Regions from separate parts of the Homo sapiens genome. Here region 1 is linked to region 2. The links are chromatin loops, found by intact Hi-C in ENCODE. Cell type or tissue: ovary. All regions are shown on one strand. Each heading gives the region's core, and the rest is flanking DNA. Links, peaks and the distances in the headings are about the cores only.

Region 1 (5,390 bases), core at 72-5,071, 200 kb before region 2:
ATCATTTGTACACCAAACTCCAGGAACATGCAATTTACCCTTGTAAGAAACCTGCACACGTACCTACTGAACCTAAAATAAAAGTTGAAAGAAAAAACAAGAAAACAGAATGAGAAGGAAGAATTGGTGCAATCCACTGAAAATTCTTGTTAGCAAAGTGATGGTCCTTGGGTCAGAAGTTAGAGAATATGGCTTGCTCATTGGTGTGTTTTTGACATCTTTCTGCTTTTGCTCTCTTCTCTCTACTTTCCAATGATGAGAAGTGGAGATTTTATTTAATACTAGGCAGGTGAATTCAACTAAAATACTGCAAGGGCTGGCCTTGTTTTCCATGCCACAGTACCTCATTCAGCAAACAAGCTGGTGGTTTGCTAGGAAGCATTTTCTCTTAATTGAACTGCTAGTCTGATCATTTGTGGGGATACGAATAAGAAGGTGGCTAGGCTGGCCACACCTGTCCCATGCTTCAAATATTTCCAGAAGTCTTGAGAGCAGTTAAACACTATCCAAGGCAATAACCCACTAAATGAATGACTTCAGGCAACTCATGGAAAAATGTGAAAAATACACTAAAACAAGTGTGACAGTGTCATCTGCAACAGCACAAAATCAACCCGTATCACCAGGACTCAGCTGCTCTATGATTGGAGCAAAGATGCTAATGGTTATACTAAAAAATTAAAATTAGTAATAATTCTGTTCCCACAAGAGCTTTGTTCTGTTCTGAGCACAAATGGCATCAACATCTTGGAAGCTGATGGTTAGCTAACTTGAAGCAGATCCTCTAGAAATTTATTTGTTTATGTATTTATTTTAGAGACAGGGTCTTGCTTTGTCACCCAGGCTGGAGTGCAGTTGTGCAATCATAGCTCACTGGAGCCTCAACCTCCTGGGCTCAAGTGATCCTCCCGCCTCAGCCTCCTAAGTAGCTGGGTCTACAGGCATGCACCACATGCCCAGATAATTTCTTATTTTTTGTAGATATAGGGTCTTTCTGTGTTGCCCAGGCATGTCTTGAACTCCTGGCCTCAAGCAATCTTCTCACCTCAGCTTCCCAAAGCCTAAGATTACAGGCATGAGCCACTGCGCCCAGTCTAAACATTTATTAAAATCATGGGGTTTCCCACTGGAATTTTCATTTTTAGCTCTAAATATGTTTTTGGTTACTGAACCAGATCTTCCAGCATTAGAATACATCCCCTGTGCATACTCAAGAGATATATTGCCTCTTCCAGGCCACTACAGGAATATTTGATGAATTATGACCCAGGCTATAATAGGAGAACATTACTCACACCGAGTCCCTGAAAGCATCTGTCTAGTTCCACAGGCTCAAATGTTACAGCTTAAAGTCTTCAAAAACCTTTTTAAGAAACAGCTAAATGACACCACCAGGCATTTTCAATCAACCCACATTCATTTGAACTTCAAGTGGTCAAACTTTGTGTGAGAAAAGGTAACACCTTTTTCTCAATAGTCATGTGCTACCTCAATACAATGTTCTTCCACCCTCAGATTAGCTCCATCCACGGTTTTTAAATGTCAGCTTTCAGGCGCTAATGAATCCACAGCTTCAGCTCAGTGGTTACAATGGAGTTAATTATGATATATGAGATTCAGGATCCTTGAGAATGCCCCAGGCAGGGAGCTTTTAAAATCTCAGATTCATTTATGTACGTAATGGAGGCTGTTCCATGTTTCTGTAAAACCACGAAATTATTGATCATTTTCATTGGCATCACTTTCATCCTAATAGTCTCAGACTGATATTAAATGTATAATTAAATGACTGCCCCATTGTTTGGTCTCAGATAATAGTAATAGCTCACACTTAACAGAGGGTTTATTATGGTCTACTCACTGTGCTAAGTTCTTTACTACAAACATTGTCATTTTATATAAGCCTCAGGAAGGTTCAGGAGCTTGTCTAATGTCACACAGCTCATGAGTGGTGGCACTGGAACTAAACCCAGGTTGGTCTGATTTCAGAGCATGAACTCTTTACTCCACCAGCCCCTCCCACTGCATATACTACATAATTTAATCAAAAATAGAGCTTCTCTATTTTCAGCCGCCAAATCAGAGCCAAATATGATTTTGACTCTGAATAGATATTAAATTTTCCTCCTTGAATTGTCTTTCCTTTTTTCCTTCTTTCTTTTTTAGCGTATCTCTTTGCGTCCTTTCACCTTAAATCCCTGCCCCCTTTTAAATGCCAAGAGTCTCAAGCTCCACCCTTACAGAACGCCCCTGCAATAACACAGCATATCCATTAGGGTCTAGAAGTCACTCGGAAAATTAAAGCAAAACCTCACAAAATATGATCATTCTTAATTCTTAAAAAATTAAAAACAAGCTGAACAAAATATTTTGTCATAAAAACTTGTACATTTGTACTGATATTTGCTTCTTTATAGCCCATATCTGAAATTACAGTCATGCACCACATGATGATGTTTCAGTCAGCAATGGGCCACACTGCCAGTCTATAAAAGTATAGCACATGCAATTGTGCATAGTATATAACACTTGATAACGATAATAAATATGTTACTGGGTTATGTATTTATTAGACAACACTTATCATCATTTTAGAGTGTAATATGTCTACATATGTTTTTAAAAAGTTAACTGTAAAACAACCTCAGGCAGATCCTTCAGGTGTATTCCAGAAGAAGGCATTGCTATCATAGGAGATGGTAGCTCCATGTGTATTATTGCCCCTGAAGACCTTCTAGTGGGGCAAGGTGTGGAGGTGGAAGACAGTCATACTGACAATCCTGATCCTGTGTAGGCCTAGGCTAGAGTATGTTTTTGTCCAGGTTGGAGTGCAATGGTACCAGCATAGCTCACTGAGCCTCAAACTCCCAGGCTCAAGCAATCCTCCCACCTTGGTCTCCCAAAGTACTGGGATTACAATGCAAACTGCCACACTGGACCCCTAAAATTTTTAAAACTAGAAAAAAGTTTACAGAATAAGGCTATAAAGAAAATACTTCTGTACAGCTATATAATGTGTTTGTGTTTTAACCTAAGTGTTATTACAAAAGTCAAAAAGTTAGAAAAAATTTTAAATATATGAAGTAAAAAACATTACAACAAGTTAAGGTTAACTTATTATTGAATAAAGAAAAATACTTTTTATAAATGTAGTGTAGCCTAAGCATACAGTGTTTATAAAGTCCACAGCAGTGTACAGCAATGTCCTAGGCCTTCACATTCACCCACCACTCACTCACTGACACCCAGAGTAACTTTGAGTTCTGTAAGTTCTGTTCATGGCAAGTGCCTTAGGCAGGTGTACCATTTCTTTATCTTTTATACTGTATTTTTACTATGTCTTTTCTATGTTTAGATATGGATGAATACATAAATACTTACATTGTGTTCCAGTGTCCTACAGTATTCGATACACTAATACGCTGTACAGGTTTGTAGCCTAGGAACAATAAGCTATATAGCCTGGGTGTGTAGTAGGCTATACCACCTAGGTTTGTGTAGGTACACACTACGATGTTTGCACTATGACAAAATCTTCTAGTGATGCATTTCTCAGAAGAGGATATCTCTGTCATTAAGCAATGCATAACTAATCTAATTTAAAATGCCCCAAAAACTTAATTTGGACTTGCTAATTTTTCATTGTACATTATAGTTAGATTAATTGTTAACTTACTGTCACTTTCATCCATTTTCTAATCATTCCTAATATCATGTTTAAGTAGTTTATTTTTACACCATTAAAATATAGAAATACTGTAAATCAGTATAAAATGACACATATAATTTTGTTAAAACTTACATAGAGTAAGTATGTATTAGTCTATGTGGTACTCACAATAATTAATTTCATCATGGGGAAAATTATAATAGTCTTTAAAATTATTACATGAGTATAGTCTAAATGATAGGGTTGCATTCTGTGATCTGTTGTGCAAACACGACATGGACACCACACGATACAAATATAAAATAAGATTTTTAGGAAAAAGCAGTCAAAGAAACATCAGAGGTTATGAGCTCCATCCTCTTGCTATCCTGCAGTGAGGCAATCTCAAGTCAAGAATATCCAGGCATACCATGGAAAGCACATTGGAGGAAGGACCGCACACCTGTGCCACTTTACATAGTTATCAAAGCATGGAAAGGGGCCAGGAAAGCTCTAGATACCTGTAAAACAATGGGAACTTCATGGAAAGGAGATGACCTTCTTAGAAAGGGGAACTGTCCTGAGGTCAGCCTCTGGATAGCCTACTCTTCTGAAGAATCAGCTTCTTTCCAAGCTTGTGAAAAAGCAGAAGGGATGAGCCTCCAGAAAAGTCTCTGGATTTGTATCTTCTCAGCATCTAAGCCAATATTTTTAGCGTGTCTTTATTTCAAATGGGAACAACTTAAAATATGTCAAAAGGACACAGCAACCAACTTAGAGGGGCTCTCAATGGTCAGATTTGAGGAAATTTAAGTAACAATAAGAAAAAATTATAGTAATGGATTACGACCCACAGACTAAAATAAGAAACAAAGGGCCCACAATGATATAAATAAACAAATAAAATCTTCTCACAGTAGGCTTCCAACTTATAGATGTTGGATAAAGGAATGATGAAAATGGAAAATCAATTTGGCAAATATCACAGTAATCATTTTTCTTCAGACAAGAATAATTGATAAGTTCTTAAATTTCTGAGTGAAAGTTTGATGAGATACAGAATAGTTTACTGAGTCACAAAGTATCTTTCCATAAGATGTATATTAATCACCATGGAAAAAGAATAACTTTTTGGAAAAGCCTGGTAGATACCTTCTTAAGTGATTAAAAGTTATCACCAGTAATGGAATAAGTTAATTCCGTGTGCTTCTCAATATAATGCACTGAATATCAATTTTATGATCTTCTTGACAAAAGGGTGCATAACCTAATTTGAATCATGAAGAAACATCAGAAAAATTCAAACTGAGTGACATCCTTCGAAATAACTGGTCAGTCAATGCTTTTCAAAAAGTGTCAAAGTTGATGGAAGACAAAAAAGACCAAGGAACTAGCACAGATTAAAAGACCCAAGGATACATGATAACTAAATCCATCACGAAATCCTGGGTTAGGTCTTGGACCAGAAAGGAAATTCATGGAACGGTTGCTGAAGTTTGATATGCATTATTAATAGTACTGTATCAATGTTAATTTCTTGATTCTAATAATTTTACTATCATTAGGTAAGGTATAAGCTTTTGGGAATCTGGGCAAAGGGCTTGCAGATATCCTTTGTACTGTTTTTACAACTTTTTGTAAGTGTGAAATTATTTTTAAGTGAAAAGTTAAAAAAATGAGCAATGATTGTTAAAACCCTAGTAAACTCTGAAGTAAGTACTTTTAGTATTTAAATATTTCT
Region 2 (5,390 bases), core at 159-5,158:
GTTAATTAATTAATGCATTAATTAAATTAATTAATTAACACAGAGTGGGGGAAAATATTTGCAAACCATATATCTGACAAAGATATTAATCCAGTACCTAGAAGGAACTTAAAAAATTTACAAGACAAAAACAACCTCGTTAAAAAGTGGGTGAAAAACACGAACAGACATTTTTCAAAAGAAGATATATACGCAGCCAAAAAGCATGTGAAAAAAAGCTCAAATAACACTGATCATTAGAGAAATGCAAATGAAAATCACAATGAGATACCATCTCACACCAGTCAGAATGACTGTTATTAAAAAGTCAAAAAATAACACATGCTGGGAAGGTTTCAGAGAAAAGGGAAAACTTATACACTATTGGTGGAAGTGTAAATTAGTTCATCCATTGTAGAAAGCAGTGTGGTAATTCCTCCGAGAGCTAAAATCAGAAACACCATTTGACCCAGCAATCCCATTACTGAGTATATGCAGAGGGATATAAATTATTCTGCCATAAAGACACATGCATGCAAATGTTCATTGCAGCACTATTCACAATAGCAAAGACAAAAATCAGCCTAAATGCCCATTGACAACAGATGGGATAAAGAAAATGTGGTACATATACACCATGGAATACTATGTCACCATAAAAAAGAACGAGATCATGTCTTTCCTGGGAAAATGTATGGAGCTGGAGGCCATTATCTTTAGCAAACTAACAGAGTAACAGAAAACCAAATACCAGATGTTCTCACTTATAAGTGGGAGCTAAATGATGAGAACACATGGACACAAAAAAGAGAACAACAGACACTGGGGCCTACTTGAGTAGGGAGAAAGTCAGAGGAGGAAGAGAGGCAAAAAAAATAATTGGGCACTGGGCTTAGTACCTGGGTAATGAAATAATCTCTACAACAAATCCCTGTGACATGAGTTTACCTATATAACAAACCTGCATGTGTACCCCAAACCTAAAGAAAAAGTTAAAAAAGAAAAAAAGAATAATGTTCACTGTAGGTTTGATTTGGTTTGGTTTAGATACCCTTTACCTGGTTAAGGAATTGTCCTTCAATATTTAGCTTCATGCAAATTTTTAAAATTATGAATGAGTTTTGAATCTGTCATATGTTTTCTGCTGACTTCTCTTGCAAGCTTGGAGCTCAGTTTTCCCAGGTGGTCAAAATCAGTTACCACTCATCCAACGGCTTTCCACCTTCCTACTTTTGACTGCTATTGTCTCCTCACTTTTCTTATAGGTTTATATCTTTTAAAAAACATCCATTGGTTGTCATTTTTATAATTTGGGGGAGGGAGTGAAGTGAATGCATACATTCAATCCATAATCTTTAACTGGCCATTTTCCATCCTTAAAATTTTTCCTTCATATTTAAGTTAAATTCTAAAGTGTCACTCCTAGGCAACCCCCCCAACTTGCATGCTATTTTTACCCTTTGCAATTTATGTTACTGTTGTCTATCATTTAACTTTAATTTTTTAATCCCCACGGAAGACATTATTGTTTTAGATAGATAAGATTTGTTAGATTACCAACTTTTTTTGCCCACCGGACCTTCTTCTATTTCAGACCTTACTCCCGGAGGCATTTTTCTTATTCCTTCAGAATTGTAGTCTCAAGGTGTAGTTTATGGACCTGTAGGGACCCTGAGACCCTTTCTGGGGCCCACAAGGTCAAAACTACTTTCATAATAATACCAAGATGTTATTAGTCTTTTTCTCTGTGTTGACATGTACACTGGTGGTGCAGAAGCAATGGTGGGTTCAAACATCTGGTGACTTAGCATGAATCAAGACAGTGGCACCAAATGATGCTGGTAACCTTGCATTCTTCTCTGCCGCACACTCACAGTAAATTTCTAAAATGTCAGTTATGCTTAACAATGTGCTTGGTGAAGCAGAAAAAATATATATTAATTTTATTAAATCTTGACCTTTAAGCAATGTCTTTTTAATATTCTCTGTGACAAAATGGGAACTACAAAAGGCACTTCTTCTGAATACTGAAGTATGATCGTTTTCTCAAGGAAAAACACTTTTGTGATTGAGTTGCAAGCTGACGTAACCGATTTTTTCATGGAACACTATTTTTACTTAAAAGGATGACTGACAGATGAACTATGGCTATTCAGACTTGGATAATTGGCAGACATTTTCTCAAAATGGAACGAAGTGAGCCTGTAACTTCAAGGAAAACAACCAACAGAACTTGTTGCCAATGATAAAATTCAAGTTTTTAAGCAAAAATTAGAATTTTAGAAAATTTGTATTTGCCACCATGGGTCTGACAGCTTCCCAATACTTGGACTTTTCTAATGAGATCAGTGGTGATGTTAATGAACGTAATTTTGGCGTAAATGTTTGGAAGATCTACCTGATTCAATGAATCAATATTTTCAAAACAGAAAAGTATAATAGTTAAAAATTTTTTAATTAATGGGTTAAACAGTAAACAGTTGAAGAGAGAATTATTGATATATGGATTTTTTTAAAAGTACTCATAATACAGCAGAGAAAACAAGGAGATAGAAAAAGTGAAAGACAATTTAGTACAAACAAGCCTGTTTCTATTTTGCAAATTCTGTGTGGTTTCTTTTATAGATTCCTGCTTATTTTGGGTAGTTCCTTATTGCTTTACATTTCTGTGAGATACCTGGGTATACATAATTGTTTGATATTCTACATCTTGATCATTCCAAAATCAGAATTCATGAGGACTCTAAATCCTTCGTTTATTGTTTCTGCTGACTCTCCCCATGGTGAGACAGAGGCTTTTTCTTCTGTCATGTTGGTGATCTTCGATGGTGAGCCCATGTTTGGTAGATCTTCATCTATGGAATCCTGAGGGGCTAATTGAGGTTGACTTCCTCCAGAGCAGCTTTATCCTTGCTTCCACTGGGGGCCAGGGGGCGCCAGACCTCAGCTGCCTTATTTCCTTCCAGGTTCCATTCACTGGCCTTGGGTTGAGCCCAAAGCTTAGTGTCCTGATTGCATTTGCTTACTGCTCACTGCATCTCCTTTTCAGATTTCAACAAAGTATTCTCTCTCTCTCTCTCTCTTTTTTTTAACACCGTTGGATATTTCTCTCATTTCCTACAAACCTAGCACTGCATTTGAAATTACAATGTTACTCAAGCAGATATAATGTAATCAAAATACAACTTTATTTTTTCTTCCCACTGTTCCATTAGGCTTTATTTAGCAGGAGTAAAGTTTCCCTGAGCCTGGATGAAAAACAATCTTGATTCAGAAATTAGATTGTCCAATTCTGTATAACAATTATAACTCTGGGCTTGACTTACAGTAAAACTCCTCCTCCCCCAGCTTGGTTCTGCTTCAGGCTGAAAGCCTACAATGAGAAAGAGTGGCTGATTAGTTTCTTCCTTTATTTACTGCCTTGTGCTTCCCTTCTCCCCCTTCCCCTTCCCTCTCCCAGCTGTTTTCATGTCCTCAAAGTCAAAGCAGGAAGATGGTAGACAGGAAAATGATAAAATATTCTGTGAACTGATATCTTCATGCCCTGAGGGTCATGAGCTCTTCAAAGGTTCCTATCACTGTACTCCTTTCTCCTGCAACATCTAGCCCCAGGTAGGTGCATTTCTAGCCTGAATGATCCTGCATGATTCCTCTCTTCATTTTTGTACATCAGCGTTACGTAACCAGCTTCTATCTTCAGAAATCACTTTCTTCCAGGTGGCAGGCTCTAAGAGAACCCATGCTGGCTCTCAGCACCCACATGTAGTCCCTTTGAAACAATGAGACAGGCTTTGCTAAAAAACAAAACACAAGAAACCCTAGGCCAACCCCTTCCCATGTTTGCCAAGAGAGTGGTTAGTCAGCTCTTTTCTTGCCCTCTAGATTTCCAACATCAGAGTCAAGCCCCAGCCCACATATCAAAGGTCTCCAGGTACCATGGTAGTCCTCCTCAGTAGACCTCAGATGAAGAAGAAAGTATCTCCCTCTGTGTCGGGGGAGGAAGTGGGACTTTACTGTTTTCTCCAAAGATGCTTCCTCACTAAATGCTTTTCCTCTCTCCTTGCGCTAACCACATTTCATATTATTGGTCTACCACGTCATGGAGTGCATTCTCCAAATATTCACATTCTCTTTGGTATCTATTATATTGGTGTTTCAGTCAACCTCAAGGGGAAGGATTTCAGTCCAACATCCTGTTACTCAACATAAATATGTTTTATCCTTGCTCTAGCTGTGTATTTAGTTCAACATACTGGAGGAAGCAGAATACTGTTCTAATAAACTTGATGTGAAATAACTCACTTACGTTTCATAAATATATGACAAACTGATTTAAAAATAAGGGCTTTGGGAGGCTGAGGCAGGCGGATCATGAGGTCAGGAGATCAAGACCATCCTGGCCAACATGGTGAAACCCCATCTCCACTAAAAATACAAAAAATTAGTCAGGAGTGGTGGCGTGTGCCTGTAGTCCCAGCTACTAGGGAGGCTGAGGCAGGAGAATCGCTTGAACCCAGGAGGCAGAGGTTGCAGTGAGCCGAGACTGCGCCACTGCACTCCAGCCTGGTGACAGAGCGAGAGTCTGTCTCAAAAAAATTAAAAAATAAAAAATAAGGAATAAGGCTGCAGTGTTTATTTAGTCCTATGCTAACGGTCCTGAGCTGTGAAGAAGAATATAATCATAAATCAATGTCATGTCCAGAAAATAATGATCAAGAATACTATAGAGAAGGGCCTGGTTTCTTCACTACACATTGTGCTTCATATACTATGTTACATGAGTATGTCTGAGCCCACTTTTACCTCATTTGGATGCACATGAGGCCATTTATTCCTCCAGATACACATTGTATAGTTATTTTCTGCTCTAGTAAATTAATAGCTTAATTAGCACCTTAATTTGATTTTAAAGGCTGAAAAATATAGGTAATAGTGTATTCTTTTTAGAGAAAAATTCTAAATAATCACACTTTGTGTCTAGTTATTAAACATGCAAACTGTAGTTTTTATACAAAAATAGAAAAAACCAATACCTACTAAAAGCTATTTTGGGCAATTAGGAGGAATTCTCTTGTTTACATTAGAGGAGAAATAGTACAAAAGTAACTGAACACATGCCAGAATAATTAGCAGGCTCTTGGCTCATTTAAATTATGCGCACATTGCCATTTTAATGCATTTTTTAAATACCCACTTGCAATTCTATTTTATTTTTGGAAGAAAATTAGTAGCTTTCTACTAGGTATGATTAGTAAAACCAGATTTGTTTCCTGTTTTCCTGGAAAACATAAAACTTCCTGGCTTTATAGACCCATTTTTAATAATAATTAAAAACATAAAATAATAATAATCATACTTTGGATTTATACAACACTTGTGCATGAAAACTGGAGGCACTCTTTTTTGTAAGA

The links. Hi-C counts contacts between places; a loop is a spot of excess contacts. Peaks named below come from ENCODE experiments on the same cell type or tissue, not always from the same donor. Only the 100,000 strongest peaks of a DNase experiment are listed, where the experiment ranks them.
Region 1: it touches region 2 in a loop (4-fold over the local background); 1 of 110 quality-filtered maps calls a loop at or near these places.

Annotation. Positions count from the first base shown.
Region 1 is chr7:127,302,048-127,307,437 of GRCh38, forward strand. No RefSeq gene overlaps it. Among named protein-coding and RNA genes, the nearest start is that of GRM8, 52 kb to the left of the region's middle. In ovary, for the core only: no CTCF peak of the experiment used is centred there; no DNase peak of the experiment used is centred there.
Region 2 is chr7:127,502,015-127,507,404 of GRCh38, forward strand. It overlaps LOC105375490 (a long non-coding RNA gene), which reads right to left. Exons shown (of 5, transcript XR_007060511.1): 4 at 3,306-3,748. Among named protein-coding and RNA genes, the nearest start is that of LINC03012, 28 kb to the left of the region's middle. In ovary, for the core only: no CTCF peak of the experiment used is centred there; a DNase peak (open chromatin) is centred at 2,924.